2 separate regions of the Homo sapiens genome follow, and region 1 is linked to region 2. Evidence: read pairs that join two places in POLR2A ChIA-PET (ENCODE). Cell type or tissue: IMR-90. All regions are shown on one strand. Links, peaks and the distances in the headings refer to the core of each region. The heading gives the core; the rest is flanking DNA.

Region 1 (5,381 bases), core at 210-5,209, 230 kb before region 2:
ATCATTTTTGTTATTCATTATCTGTTCCACCACACACACACACACACACACACACACACACACACACACACATACACACACACTGAATAAAGTTCTACAGGGCCAGGAATCTTTGCTCTATTCAATGATAATTTACAAGAACATAAAACAGTGACTGGTACATAGTAGGTGCTCAATAAATTTTTTTAATGAATGAATAAAGTTAATAAATAAAAAGTTATTTGTAGTAGTCAGAGTTCTCCAGAAAAACAGAACCAGTAGGCTGTATTTATTATAGAGAGAGAGAAAAAAAAAGGGGATTGATTATAAGGATTTGGGTCATGTGATTAAGGAGGCTGACAAGTCCCCAGATTTGCACCCAGCAAGCTGTAGGCCAAGGAGAACCAATGGTGTAGTTCCAGTCTGAAGGCCAGCAAGCTCCAAACCCAGGAAGAGCTGATATTTCAGTTGAGTTTGAAGGCAGGAAAAAAAGCAATGTCCCAGCTCGAGGCAGTCAGGCAGGAGGAGGTGGTCCCTCTTACTAGAGGGAGGGCCAGCCTTTTGTTCTAGTTGGGCCTTCAGCTGATTGAATGAGGCCCACCCACATTAGGGTGGGTGTCTGCTTTCTTCGTCTACCTATTCAAATGTTAATTTATTATTATTTTTTTTTTTTTGAGACAGCCTTGCTCTGTCACCCAGGCTGGAGTGCAGTGGCGTGATCTTGGCTCACTGCAACCTCTGCCTCCCAGGTTTAAGCGATTCTCTTGCCTCAGCCTCCCAAGTAGCTGGGATTACAGATGTGTGCCCTCATGCCCGGCTTATTTTTGTATTTTTAGTGGAGATGGGGTTACGCCATGTTGGCTAGGCTGGTCTCAAACTCCTGGCCACTTCGGCCTCCTGAAGTGCTGGGATTATAGACCTGAGCCACTGCACCTGGCCTCAAATGTTACTCTTATCTGAAAAACACCCTCACAGACACACCCAGAATAATGGTTACCCAAATATGTGGACACCCCATGGCCCAGTCAAGCTGACACATAAAATTAACCATCACATTGTAAAAGACTGTGTTTTACCAGGATAATTCTAGAAAGTGTATGGAGGATGATTTCGATCCAAAATGTTGTAGATATCAGAAGGCAGGGTGACTTATTAGGAGGTAATTATTATCCTAGTTCAGATGCAGACCTGAAGGAATTCATCGTTGGTGGCTTCAGATGACCCTTCAGTGATCCATGGGTGATGTGTGATGTTACACACACCAAAGGCACCACACAGACACAACTCTCGGAGGAATCCATCAGAAGTGCAATGCCTAGAAAAGAACACAGTGGATAACTACGGGGGGGTCCTGGCTGCCCCTGCAACAGGCTGAGGACAACAGTGTCTTCTGGCCACTTTAACTACCCAGTTGCAGTAGACACAAAGCGGGGTGGCAACCTGGCTCCTTTTGGGGGGATTTCTCATTCCACGCCATGGTCCTGGTGTTGAGTGGGAACAGCAGGATTGAGCCCAGGGTGGGCACTTGACAGCATGCTGGACACTTGACCCCATGCCAGGACAATTAGGGTCCTCTGAAGTTCCCTAACTGAAGCCAGGGGAAGCGAGGATCCTTCTCTTCACTTGGATTGCCAAGCTTGGGTGCCACCAGTAGCCCCATCCTCGGTTTGCAGGCTCAGAAGATGGATAACTACGCAACTATCAGCCCAAGCACAACGTTAAAACACGATGAAAGCCCAGTATAAACTTTGGATTATCCAAACAAACTTTTTTCCCCTCTATCATCATAAACAGTTTAGAATAGGCTGTATATATCGCCACCGTTTATATACACACAGGGATGCACCGAAATCCTCACTGTACTGGGAAGATCCCCGGAACACTCTCCAGCTTTCTAGATATAGGTGGTATCAGGTTATACTGAAAGAAAGATTTTCCACTTGCTTCTTTGTATGCTTCCAATTGCAATAAAATGCCACCCGTCTTCACCCTATGAAGTCACAAGCCTTAACATTCCCCATGAAACCGATAGCCTCACCCTTTCACTAACGCAGGCTTAGGAGATGGTGAAATCACACGTGACTTGGATGTCATTACTTTTACCCACCATTTTATAAGGGATTTATTGCCTCAGCGGTGACAGCACTAAATCAGTCCTATGAATCTATGCTTGTCAAGAGGAATGGACAAAACTCACTTTGATTCCTTTGTCTCTCTGATATCTATCACATTTATTCCTTCGTTGACCAAACCCGGGCTTGCTTTGGCAATAATGGCTAATGGGCGGCATCTCATCCCCGGCTCCTACAGAGCCAGTCATGGAATGGCCCACAGCTTGTGTTTCTCAGACCCCCTTCTCAGTTCTGGCTCAGGCCCTTTAGGAATCATTTATCCTGGGGCCTGACTACCAAGCAGGGCTGCGAAGAAGGCCTTGAGAGGAAAGCGTGGGGCAGAACGCTGCCAAAAAAACAGCCCAATCTGGCTCTCAGCCAACCAGCTGGCTGCTGCGGGAAGGCCTCTCCCAGCCTCTCCAGACCCCCCTTTGTCTCCCTCGGCCTCCCTTTCTCAGCTGTCTCGCCTCAGGTAATCATCCACACTCTGCACTTCCCCAGCTCTTTTTATTCCCGCATTTCAGATCACTTTACACACGTTAATTAAGCCTTAAACCACTCAGGAAAGAAAAGCAAAAGGCGCGTGGGGATGTTTGCACTGCGCCCCTCCCAGCTGCTCTGGCCCCGGAGCAGGCCAGCCGCGAGCCGCCCCACTCCCAGCCCGGGAGGAAGGAGAGCCGCAGAGGCTGCTGGAGACCGGGAGGGCTTCTCCTGCGACACGCAGGGTAGGGGTGTCGAGGGTGGAAACTGACTCCACACATCACAGAACACCCCGTGTCATTGAGAGGCGCATGTCATTGTTACGGGACAACCTCCCACATATGGTCACCCGCTACAGTTGATCCAGATGACCTTTGGAAGGTGGGTCCTGGGCAAGACTGCTGGTGGAAAGAGGCGGTCTCTGCATCACACCTGGATTAGGTGCACTTCAGTCTGTGCCATTGTGGTCGTGATCGTGGGTTTTTGAATCAGAGATGTCTTAGTTCACATCTGGGCTCTGTTGTCTCCCAGCTCAGCTGTCTTCCACATATTGCCTGATATCCCAGGCCCCACGGTCTTATCTGCAAAGTGCATGTGATAGTATCCACTACCCTCCCCCAACCTGGATTTTTGTGGAGGATGAAATTAGATCATGCATGCAAAGTATTGGCACGCCAAGTGGTAGATGTTAGAGCTTGTTTGAGCCATCTTTATGTTTAGTCCCAGCCAGTCTGAATTAATGTAGTTCTGCTATGGCTGCTTGGACCCTCTAGCTCAAATTGGTGCTAAAGTCTCTCATTCACAAGAAATGGTGGGGAACTCCAGATGAAGTCTGTAGTTTAGTTAATCATCTGTATCAGTGGTAATTTTTTAGTTTTGGTAAATGTGTCATGGTTATTTGAGTACTAACATTACAGGAAGTTGGGTGAGTGGTGTGAACTCTTCTGTTTTTGCAACAAATGCTCATCTAATGATAACAATAATCTTATGAAAATACATCAAAATTCGTAATGGCTACACAGCGGGTGTCATACTTCACCTGATATGGTTAGGTTTTGTGTCCCCACCCAAATCTCATCTTGAATTGTAATCCCCATAATCCCCACAATCCCCACGTGTGAAGGGAGAGACCTCAAGATTCAAGGTAATTGAATCATGAGGGCAGTTTACCCCATGCTGTTCTCGTCCTAGTGAGTGAGTTCTCACAAGATTTGATGGTTTTATAAGGGGTTCTTCCGCTTTTACTCGACACTTCTCCTTCCTGCCACCTTGTAAAAAAAGGTGCCTTGCTTCCTCTTTGCCTTCTGCCATGACTGTAAGTTTCCTGTAGGCCTCCCTAACCATGCTGAACTGTGAGTCAGTCAAACCTCTTTCCTTTATAAATTACCCACTTTCAGGCAATTCTTTATAGCAGTATGAAAATGGACTAATAGATTACCTATATTTTTAGTGTACTATATTAAGATACCTCCATAGTGACCAAAAACATGCCAAGTCTTCGTTACCAAAATAAGAGGCAATTTATGTTATCTCTAGCTGTTATCACCACCAAGAAAAATCCCTTGGGTTTTCAGTGCCTACAAGGTACCGTATTGAACCTTAAAATAGCAAATGTTACTATCCGGTAAAACCACTACCTATGTGGCAGTCATTTTAAAGTAGGTTTGGATGTAAGATACTTGATAACCTTACCGTATAAGCCCCCAGTGCTTCCCTTATTTCACAGAAAATGAATGGCTTGCCAGTCAATCAGCTCCAAGCTTTCCCTTTTGGTGGGTGGTGACTAGGAAGAGCAATCTTGTCAAATAACACTGTAGATTATATCCGCTTGCCACTCTGAGTAGTTTTTGAGAGGTTCATCTTAAAATGCTGAGGATATCTTTTCTTTCCCTAACTTAATAAGGAGCAGATAATTTAAATCCTTTTATGTTCTCATTTTTTAATACCATGCAAATTGTACTCGCAGGGGGTCAGAAGGAGATCTTTCTTCCTTTCTTCCTTTCTTTCTTTCGACAGGGTCTTGCCCTGTTGCTCTGAGGCTGGAGAACAGTGGCTTGGTCATAGCTCACTGCCACCTCGAATTCCCCAGGCTCAAGCAGTTCTCCTGCCTAAGCCTCCAGAGTAGCTAGGACTGCTGGTGTGTGCTAATTTTTCTCATTTTTTGTAGACACGGGGTCTTGCTATATTGCACACACTGGTTTCCTGGACTTAAACAATCCTCCGGCCTCAGCCTCTCAAAGTGCTGGGATTACAAGCATGAACCACCACACCCAGCCCAGAAGGAGATTTTCATTGAGTGAATGGTGAGTTTTATGAAGAGCCTCGACATCCCTCCCATCAAAGCATGTGAATAGAATATGGCTACATTAAGTGGATTCTGTGAGAGTCACAGCTTTAAAAAGCAAACCGTCTGTCTTGTCAAGTTGCTCAGCTCTCCAGGTGATTGGCAATCTGTGAGGTGTGACTCCTGAATGTAGAGGAGCTACACCTGGACATTTGATTGTGCCTGTTGGCAGAGCGTTCATAATCAAAAGTTGGGTTCGCATCTGCTACCCGCAGGGCATTAATGGATCTAGGTTAGGGCATAGCCCCAGTTCTGAAGTATGAGAATGACATTTGTCACTCTTTTTAGTTGCCCAGGATGTGACCCCTTCCTGTGCCCGCGGAATCCCCAATCTCTGGAGGCAAAGCCACCCCCGCTAAAACTGGAAATGGCACAGACCACATGCCCACCCTTTCTTGCAGTTGAGAGTACAAGGGGCATAACCTAGGTTCCCCCAGCAGCTGGGGATAGGAGGGAGTGGGGTAGTG
Region 2 (5,381 bases), core at 165-5,164:
AAAATGATTCAGAGTCAGATAGCAAGTGCTTAATTAGAGAGGTCTCATTACAACCATCTGTTTCAACACCCATATGGAAAAAGCCAAACTATGGTTTTAGTAGAGGTATTTCCCCCGAGAAGATAAGCATGAATTTGCGGTTGTCTCTCAAAAAAAAAAAAAATGACATCTCAAAGCAGATACAAACACATTTTTTTTAAAGAGGCATTTAAGATTGCCAAATCCTAATGAGTAAAAGCAAGCTCCATGTAATGACCCATAGGAGAGCTGGGCAGAGAGAGGTGCCCGCATCCTACATACAGGGCAATGTGGTAGCTCCTCTCCACATCCACTAGCAAGAGGCTGCCCATTGCTCCCCTCCTCATTCAGGATACTAAGCTATAAAGACAGCAGCAGAGATTCCCAACAAAGCCGCACACAGCCAAGAAAGTCCTCTGCAGCAGTTGGCTCTCTTCAGTACCGGCAATCCATGAACTGGACATCATCAGATACATGCCTACGATCCAGCTGTCTCCCAGATGTCCCCAGACAGTTGCTCTTTCACGGAGCCATCTAACCTCAATGCACATTTCTTGATAAAATATCTTCCCTAATTGTCCAAAAGACGCCTTAAATACTTGAATACACAGCCCAAATTGCCCCCATAGTGAACCCCACACCTGCTCCTCCTCCCCTGTCCCCTGCCATACTGAATGGAGCTACCATTCACTCAGGCTCCCAGGTCTCCTCAACTTCTCCATGTCCATCCACCGTGCATCCTGTCACCACGATCCTGTAGATTTAGACATGAAATATTTGAATGCACCTGCTCTTCCACCACTACTTTAGCTTAGGGCCTAGACTCTTGCATTGGGGCCTCTTAAGAGTGATCAGGAAGTCTCAGTAGCTTGGTCGGGGGTTTGATACACAATCTCCTCATTTACTGAGCTCCAACTTCCTATCTAAATACGATGTTCAATTCTTGCATCACCCAGGTCAGAATCCCTGGAAAAATGGGAAAGAAAAAAGAGGACTTTCCCTTACTTAGCATTTTAGGCATGAGGAAATTTCAGTGTCCCACTTACAGAATGAAGAACATCAGGTAATACCAAAAGTTCTTTTGTAGCCTGAATAGGACAGCTTCTTTTTTTTTTTTTTAATAAATGTTAGGCCAGGTGTGGTGGCATGCCTGTAATCCCAGCACTTTGGGAGGCAGAGGCAGGAGAATCACTTGAGCCCAGAACTTCAAGACCAGCCTGGGCAACGTGGCGAAACCCCATCTCTACAAAAAATACAAAAATTAGCTGGGCAGGGTGGTGTGCACCTGTAGTCCCACCTACTCGGGAGGCTGAGGTGGGAGGATTGCTTGAGTCTGGGAAGTTGAGGCTGCAGTGAGCCATGATCGTGCCTCTGTACTCCAGCCTGGGCAACAGAGTGACACTCCATCTCAAACAATAAATGAATACATTGTATTGTGTATATTTAACATATACAACATGATGATATGGGATACATACCGATAGGAAAATGGTTACTATAGCAAAGCAAATTAACATATCCCAACTAACTATTGCACAGTTACCCATTTTTTTGTTTTTGTGGCAAAAATAGCTAAAATCTACTCATTTCACATGAATCCCAAATGCAGCACAATTTTATTACCTGTAGTGCTCATGTTGTACCTTAGGCCTCTAGGCTTGTTCTTCCTACACATCTGCTACTTTGTATCCTCTGACCTGTATCTCCCCATTTCCTGGCATGCCCCCACAGCCCTGGTAACCACTGTTTTATTCTCTCTGTATATTTGACTGGGTTTTTGTTTTTTAGATTCCACATATAAGTGAAATCATGCAATATTTGGCTTTCTGTATGTGGTTTATGTCACCTGGTATAAAGCCCACCAGGTTCATCCATGTGGTGACAACTGTCAGGATCACTTTTAAGGCTGAATAATACTCCATCGTATATATACACCACAGTTTCTTTATCCATTTGTCCAGCAATGAACTCTTAGGTTGTTTCTATATCTTGGCTATTGTGAATAATGCTGCAATTATCGGCAGATATCTTTACAAAGTGGTGAATTTTATTTCCTTTGGGTATATTCCCAGAAAAGGAATTCCTGAGTCATATGGTAGTTCTATTTTTAATTTCTCTCTCTCTCTCTTTTTTTTTTTTTTGAGACAAGATCTTGCTTTGTCATCAATGCTGGAGTGCAGTGGTGCAATCTTGGCTCACTGTACCCTCTGCCTCCCAGGTTTGGGTGATTATCCTGGCTTAGTCCCCCAAATAACTGGGACTACAGGCGCGTGCCACCACACCTGCCTAATTTTTGTATTTTTTTGTAGAGACAGAGTTTCACCATGTTGCTCAGGCTGGTCTCGAACTCCTGAGCTCAAGCAATCCGCCCACCTTGGCCTCCCATAGTGCTGGGATTACAGGCATGAGTCACCATGCCGTATTTTGAATTTCTTTAGAAATCTCCATACTGATTTCCATAATGGCTGTACCAATGTACATTCCCAACGGTATATAAGAGTTCCCTCCTCTACACCTTTGCCAATATTGGTTATCTTTTAACTTTTTGATAATAGCCATCCTAACAGCTATGAAGTAGCATCTCACAGTGATTTTGATTTGCATTTCCCTGATGATTAATAATACTGGGCACCTTTTCATGTACCTGTTGGTCATTTTTATGTCTTCTTTGGAGAAATGTCTATTTAGGACCTTTGCCCATTTTTAAATTGGGCTATCTGTTTTTCTACTATTGAGTTGTATGAGTCCTTTATCAATTTTAGATATTAACCTTTATCAGATATATGGTTTGCAAAAGCCAGCTTATTTTCAAGACCCTTTTATCCAATCAACAGACTGTTTCCTTTTGGCAGTCTCTTAAACTACAGTGATTCATTCTGGGCAAAGACAGAAATGCCTCCTAAGTAATTTCTCCTAGCTGAGAACTACAAGGATACTACTTGGGGCTCCCAACACAGTTCCCTCCTAGAGTTCTCCTGGGTGCATGTGAACTGAAGCAGAAAATATAGACCTGGCTTTGAAGCTCAAACTCTGCCACTTACTAACTATGGGCTGCACTCAAGTTTTCCAATCCTCTGAGTGTTATCTTTCTTACAGAGAAAAAGAAGATAATGGTATTTACTTATAGGCTTGTTAAACTCAACCACAAATAATAAAAATCAACTAAGGGCCAGGCATTGCCTTGCTCATCTGGATTCAAAGACGCATTTCACAGCTCTGCCCTTTGGGCACTCCCAGTCAAGTGGCAAACAGATACAGACCAAAAAGTGCTATAATCATGACGCACGAAGACGGAAAGACTGGTTGGAGGATGAAGAATTGAAAGAAAACTTACTTGAAATGAGGTAATTATGTAAAAACACGGTTCCCGATGCCTGGCTCACTTTATAAATGCCTTTGGGTTGATTTTTTTTAACACCCTATAGCTGTTACTGACCTGGTCTTTCTTTTTTTTCTGAAAGTTCCTATAAAAAAATCACCAATAAAATGCTGGATGGTCATTGGTTCCATTTTTGGAGAAGCTCCTGAGTAACTGTAAGATGCCTTCTCTGAAGCTCTGTCATATCTGGCACTTGCTCCTCTAATCCTAGGTGAATGCTGTGGAATTGGCCCTCACCAGTTCATCTAGAAACTGGGCAGCTTTCTTAAATTTCTTTCCACCTTCAATAAGAAGGCTTCTCAGAAACAATAAGTTCTGAATTATGGTCTAGACAGGAAAAGTTTGTAGTCTGGTGTGCAGAGAAAATGATATCTTTTTATTCTAATACTTCATGATTTTTTTACTACTGTATCTCATTATCTTATACAAGAGAATAAAAAGAAAGTAGGCCCTAGAAATAATAAAGTAGAAACCAGAAATTCTGATATCCAGCTTCTACTCATGGAGAAGAAACTACATAAATAACTTGGATCACAGATGCTTTCAGACCCTGGACAAAGCATCTAAGGTAGCAAACAGAATCTAATGGTACAGGCTGTGGCAGTTTTAAACTATGTCCACAAATGCTTTGATGTTCCTCCCTTCAAGAGTAGAGCCTGACAGCCTTTCCCCTAAACGTGGGCAATGGGGCTACCTCTAGGCTCTCCCTCTCCTGGCTCTCTTGCCATGTGGTGAAGACACTCAAGCTGCCCTGATGACAGGGCCATGTGGTAAGAAACTGAGGCCTCCTGCAGACAGGCACTAACTTGCAGGCATCTGAGTGAGCCACCTCGGAAGCCTTCAGATGACCAATACCTTGACTGTAACTTCGTGAGAGGACATGAACTAGGACGACCCAGCAAAGCCACTCCCAGATTCCTGACCCACAGATACTGGAGAGATACTAAATGTTTATTGTTTTAATCAGCTGAGTGTCAGGGAAATTTGTTACTCAGCCACAGATAACTAAAATGCAGGTCAACAGGCTAATAGGCTATAAATGATGAAGGGTTTGTTTTGTTTTTAGACAAGGTCTCACTCTGTCGCCCAGAGTTGAGTGCAGTGGCGTGATCATGGCTCACTGCAGTCTCAACCTCCTGGGCTCAGGTAATCCTCCCACCTCAGCCTCCCAGGCAGCTGGGACCACAGGTGTGCATCACCACACCCAGCTAATTTTTTTTTTTTTTTTTTTTTTTTGTAGAGGCAGGGTCTCCCTATGTTGCCCAGGCTGGTCTCCAACTTCTGGGCTCAAGCGATCTGCCTGCTTTGGCCTCCCACTTGAGCCACTGTGCCTGGCCAATGATGAGGTTTTTGTATTCAGGATGGCATAGTTTTCTTAGTTAAAAAACAATTATCTTAATTGCTTTCTCTGGAGCATAGAAATACGATATACATAAGAGTGGGTGGTGTGGCAACACCGAAGTTCACACTAGTTCTCCTTTATTCAGCACGTCACATCCCTCACCCCAAAGAAAGAAACTGTAGTTTAAAATACTAGAATTATATGACTCAAAAGAGTGGTGGATTGTCACTTATTAAGAAACAATTTAAAATAAGGCCTATGGTAAGGCAGTAATAATGAAAGCAAATATCTTATCACGAAATTGTAAAAATCAGGCAAATAAAGCAGAGTAGTCCTAGCCAAAATTATTAGATAACAATGAGCTCTGAATTTTATCAGATCTGGTGGTTTGGGCACTTACATAATTTCACTTATTTAAAACTATAACTTGGTATGGGTAATGTGAATTAGTCTTTAAAGGTCCAAGGTTTTAGATCTGCAAACAGAAGAAAGGGCATTTTCCTCTCATTTATTATTTATTACTTTTCTCTAGAGTTAAATTCTCTTATTCACAAATATTTCTTGTATATCTAATTTCTGCCAGAATCAGAATGGGAATGAAATGGCAGAAACCATAGTCTGCCTCCTCAAGGAACTCACGGA

What was found. ChIA-PET counts read pairs that join two places held together with the same protein. Peaks named below come from ENCODE experiments on the same cell type or tissue, not always from the same donor. Only the 100,000 strongest peaks of a DNase experiment are listed, where the experiment ranks them.
Region 1: POLR2A ChIA-PET joins it to region 2 with 5 read pairs; 3 of 35 experiments call an interaction of 5 or more read pairs at or near these places.

What each region holds. Positions count from the first base shown.
Region 1 is chr14:89,622,896-89,628,276 of GRCh38, forward strand. LOC105370617 (a long non-coding RNA gene) reads left to right here. Exons shown (of 6, transcript XR_944131.3): 2 at 4,738-4,873. Among named protein-coding and RNA genes, the nearest start is that of FOXN3-AS2, 49 kb to the left of the region's middle. RefSeq lists enhancers at 2,650-3,223, 3,895-3,954. In IMR-90, for the core only: no CTCF peak of the experiment used is centred there; no DNase peak of the experiment used is centred there.
Region 2 is chr14:89,854,048-89,859,428 of GRCh38, forward strand. All of the region lies in intron 5 of EFCAB11 (EF-hand calcium binding domain 11), which reads right to left. Among named protein-coding and RNA genes, the nearest start is that of EFCAB11, 98 kb to the right of the region's middle. In IMR-90, for the core only: no CTCF peak of the experiment used is centred there; a DNase peak (open chromatin) is centred at 2,094; H3K27ac peaks cover 884 bases.